Linked DNA regions of Homo sapiens: region 1 is linked to region 2. Evidence: read pairs that join two places in POLR2A ChIA-PET (ENCODE). Cell type or tissue: GM12878. All regions are shown on one strand. Region 1 overlaps UHRF2 (ubiquitin like with PHD and ring finger domains 2). Region 2 has its middle 14 kb from the start of JAK2.

Region 1 (2,500 bases), 1.5 Mb before region 2:
TAAATCTACAGTAGCTTCAACTAAGATTAAACAGCTCTAAATTTATTATTGTATGAACAGCAACCTTCTGAGAATTTTATTACTAGATTCCAATGTGCTCCTAAATGGGGAAAGGGAACCTTAATGTAAGATTTACTTGCCAATTTGTATAACCAAGCAGCAGCTGAACTGAAATTTGAAACCAGGTCTCCTGGCAAAGCTCAAGTCTTTAACATCTATACCACATAGTAATAGGAAATAGAAGAGATGTCAAATAGAGTTTAAATTCTGTAGTTCACAGCCAAAGCACTAACACTGAAAATAAAAAGCAAAGACCTCCTGAGAGAAGTAATTTCTCCTGATGCTCTTCCGAATTCGATTGGGGAGGGAAGAGGAAGGAATAGTGGAGTATTGAGAAGTTTGCTAAACAGAAATTTAAGTTGACCCAAACTGCTGAACTTTGATTAATCTCAGATGTGCAGATACATAAACTGGCCCTCCTTTGAAAGCAAATCCATCCTGTCAATGCCCAAACAATCAATTCAAAAGCAGCAGCTTCTAAACTCTGGCCAAAGATGAAAAGTAATAATGTAAACTTAATATACAGATAGTTACATAAATATTCATAGATGTATATATACACAGGTTAGTACAAATATGTATTATTTCCTTGCTGTCTGTTGAAGGCTCTAAAAGCAATGACACACCAACAGTAAGAAGCATACCTAGAGCCGAGATCTTGATTTTTTTTTTTTTAATTTATTTACTTTGAGACGAAGTCTCACTCACCCAGGCTTGGAGTGCAGTGGCGCGATCTCGGCTCCCCGTAACCTCTGCTTCCTGGGTTCAAGTGATACTCCTGCCTCAGCCTCCCGAGTAGCTGGGATTACAGGCATGTGCCACAACGCCCAGCTAATTTTTTTTTTTTTTAATTTTCGGCAGAGATGGGGTTTCACCATGTTCACCAGGCTGATCTCAAACTCCTGACCTGTAGTGATCCACCCTCCTCAGCCTCCCAAAGTGCTGGGATTACAGGCATGAGCCACTGCGCCCGGCCTCTATCCTTTGACAATTAAAGGAAACAGGGAACCTTGGAGAAATGGTTGATTCTAGGACTGAAGCAGGAAATATACAAGATGTACCTGAAGCATGTTGTAGTGCCAGAAAGTAAGATAATGCTTAAGAAAAACAAAACACCCACAATAATGGGGGTATGTCAAAGGGACATAGCCATCAAATAAACGAGTTTCTAAAGGCCAAAAGTGGAACAATTTGATCATGAGTTCATACTGATGTAAATGTCTGAATAAATACACCTCCCATGTTGAGTAATTTTAAATAATTTTTTGTAGATACTCTGCCCTCAAGGCAGTGAAGTACATTAACTTCCCACTCCTTAAGTGTGGACTGTACAGTGACTTTCTCTCCAACAGTACAGTATGGAAAGACAGGAAGGAGGTGTGGGAGTAGTTTAATAGTGGAGAAACTTGACAAACACTACCCCAGCCAGATGATTAAGGTTCACATCAGTGTTAATGTTATCATTGATGTAAAACCTAAGTTATACTTAGCAAATAGAATACTGATAGTATGTGCCCTATATACGTGATGAAAATACCTCTGCGGTCTTCCTCCCCAAAACAAACCCAGACAAATAAGGAAAACAAATGAATCCTAACAGGGGGAGATTTTACAAAATACCTGACCAGAGCTCCTCAAAATGGTCACGGTAATTGAAAAAAAAAAAAAAAAATCCTGAGAAATTGTCACAGTCAATGTCAAAGGAGATTTAAAAACTACACACAGTATAGTATCCTAGTGGGATTCTGGAACAAAAAGAGGACATGAGGTAAAAGCTAAGAAAATATGGGTCATTAATTTCAACAAATACACCACACTAACTTAAGATCTTAAGAGGGAAAACTAGGTGTGGGATATATGGGAACTCTCTCTACTATCTTCAATTTTGCTACAAATCTAAAACTGTTCTAAAATAAGTTTATTTTAAAAGTAATGATGGAGGTGGTAACACAAATAAAAAAGTAATAATGTAAAAAATGTATTAAGTATTGGTATTTAAAAGGTGGATGAAATCAGAGTAATATAGAAAAAAATGGCAAGTTGGCTTTCAGTGCTAAAAATTCTCTCTTAATTGTGACCACTATATAGCACTGTTTTAATTTACATAAGTCTTAACTTATTCCCAGATTCTACCTTTTGTTATTGCAAATTTTTTTCCTGTTCTAATTCACGCATTAATTCCTTGAGCTATCAGCAGCTCAATGTTAACTTTGAAGATAGCCACTTTAGTGACTGCTCATAACTTTCTAAAACATTTTCTCAGCTCTCCCAGGTATCCATAGGCTGCAACTTTGCCTTCTCTAATATTTACACTTTATTTTGTTCTCCTGCCTAATTGCATTATCTAGTACTTCCAGAAAGATGTCAAATAAGGAAGCATGAATTGGCTTCCTTGTCTAGCTCGTCTTTAAAGGGAATACCGGTATAGAATGTGTTTAAA
Region 2 (2,500 bases):
GATCTAGGCCTTAGATGGGAGCACAGAGTATTCACCAGGATGTGTAAGTGTGGGTACTATGAGAAGCAGATGTCAGGATGGAATTACATGTGCAAGAGATTTTGGGAGAAACACCTGTGAAGAATAAATGGAAAAGAGAGCAGGTGTAGGTTGGGGAGATCCTTCAGACTATGATGCAGGTCTGAGGGCTGTAAATGAAGAAAGGGAATGAAGAGGACTGGGTAGCACTTCCAAATGTTAAACACACAGTTGTCATATGAACCAACAATTCCACCCCTAGGTATACACCCAAAGAAATGAAAACAAATATCCACACAAAAACCGGTACACAAATGTTCACTGCAGTATTATTCATAATAGCCCCAAAGTAGAAACAATCCAAATGTCCATCAACTGACAAATGCATAAATAAAATGTGATAAAGCCATGCAATGGAATATTATTCATCAATAAAAGGAACAAAGTACAGATATATGCTGCAACATGGATGAACCTTGAAAACATCATGCTAACTGAAAGAAGCCACTCACAAAAGACCACGTATTGTATGATTCCTTTATATGAATTATCCAGAAGGAACCAATTTATAAAGACATAAAGTAGATTAGTGGATGTCTGGGGCCATAAGGGTTTGGAGCATGGAGAGGCGGGTATTGGGTAGTGACCACTAAAGAGTATGGGTTTCTTTTTTGGATGATAAAAATTTTCTGAGATTGATTGTGGCGATGGTTGCATAACTCTGATTATAGTAAAAACTAGTATTGTACACTGTAAATAGGTGAATTGTGTGATATGTGAATTAAATCTCAAAAAGGCTTAAAGAATGAAAAAGGAGGAGGAAGATTGGGTAGGAGGAGACTTAGACCATAGTGCCACTATGAGAAAGTCTTTATCAGATCAATAAAAGATAGCAAAACAGAGGTTGCCTGTTAGGAGAATCACATGTGAGGCAAAAATGACCCAGCTCTAGTATCCTGGCTGGGAGGGGCCTGAGAGTCATATGGGAAGAGGAAGAAAGAGCTTTGACTATAAACCCTGAAAAGAGCTTTGAGTGTGAAACCACAAGTTCATCAGCGGGAGGCTGTCAGCCAACTACACACCTCATGGCAAATTCTCTTAAGCAGAGCACCTCCATGGCTGCCAAAGAGTAAGAGAAGGCAGGTCACGGGATACGAGACTGACAACTCATTCTTCCATTTGATGATATATTCTTTTTTTCTATATATAGGAAGCAAGTTCATCAACTGACAGTAAATTTTGGGGGGCTTGAGGACAATATGTAGAGTCGTTGGAGTGCAAAGGTAAAAGTGAAAACATGAAGTCATTTAGAAGAGCAGGAGGGTGAAAGGACCAAGAACATGTACTCTGATTATCAAGCAGCAGTCAGAGCCCACCAGATGCCTCAGCGGCACGTTTGAGACACAGCAGCACGGTTGTGGGGTTTTCGCCACCCACATTCAGCTGCACAAGTCAAAGCTCAGAATCTAAGATAAAGCAGGGTTGGAATTTTCCCAGGTGAGTAAGAGGAAGTGAAAAAAGGGCAAGGAAATTAAGAATGTATGCAAATAACTGATACAATAATTGATCAAGAAATTTAAACTGGGTAAACAAGGAAGGTGATATGAGGTGGGTGAGGGCAACCAGATCAGAATGAATGGTTTGTTCCAGAAGGAGGTTGTTTGAAGGATTCTTGGAGTTAGGGTACGTAAGAGAGTGACCTAGAAATGGTGGAGCTAAAAGGGCAGAAGGCAGTGAGATTGCAGGAAAGCTTCTGCTGCCAGCTTGCCCACCATATTTCTATCATTCCAAACAGGTTGTTGCCTCTCAAATCAAGGTGTGCCTCCTACTTTGGAGAACTATCCTCTGCTGCCTTAATCTAGACTCCACAGCCATGAGAATTCTTCTCTCCCATAGTCCCTCCTTGTATTTTGTGGTTCATAATTATAGTTATCTCCTAGATTTATCAAAAATGGCATTTACTTTGTTTTTTTGAGACAGAGATTTGCTCTGTCACCCAGGCTGGAGTGCAGTGGCAAAATCTTGGCTCACAAAAACCTCTGCTTCCCAGGTTCAAGCGATTCTCATGCCTCAGCCTCCCAAGTAGCTGTGATTACTGGCGTGCACCACTATACCCAGCTAATTTTTGTATTTTTTAGCAGAAACAGGGTTTCACCATGTTGGCCAGGCTGGTCTCGAATCCCTGGCCTCAAGTGATCCGCCTGCCTTGGCCTCCCAAGGTGCTGGTATTACAGGCATGAGCCACCGAGCCAGCATTTGCATTTTTTGTTTCTCATTCTCCTTGTTGTGTTTGAATGATTATCAAGGACAAGGGTGAACTTTGGTCTTTCTTCCACCACTTTTTTTAAACGGAAGCTAGTATTTCAATACGTATTCTCTTTACACTGTAATATTCCTTTAAGATTTAAGAAAGCAACTTCTTGTATGGATGTTATTGTCTGGAATGTTTAGTCTTGTCTGAAGGATGTTGATGGGAGAGAGG

What was found. Peaks named below come from ENCODE experiments on the same cell type or tissue, not always from the same donor. Only the 100,000 strongest peaks of a DNase experiment are listed, where the experiment ranks them.
Region 1: POLR2A ChIA-PET joins it to region 2 with 5 read pairs; 2 of 35 experiments call an interaction of 5 or more read pairs at or near these places.

The regions. Positions count from the first base shown.
Region 1 is chr9:6,424,009-6,426,508 of GRCh38, reverse strand. All of the region lies in intron 2 of UHRF2 (ubiquitin like with PHD and ring finger domains 2), which reads right to left. Among named protein-coding and RNA genes, the nearest start is that of UHRF2, 12 kb to the right of the region's middle. In GM12878, no CTCF peak of the experiment used is centred here; no DNase peak of the experiment used is centred here.
Region 2 is chr9:4,970,085-4,972,584 of GRCh38, reverse strand. No RefSeq gene overlaps it. Among named protein-coding and RNA genes, the nearest start is that of JAK2, 14 kb to the left of the region's middle. In GM12878, no CTCF peak of the experiment used is centred here; DNase peaks (open chromatin) are centred at 1,054 and 1,324; H3K4me3 peaks cover 692 bases; H3K27ac peaks cover 1,342 bases.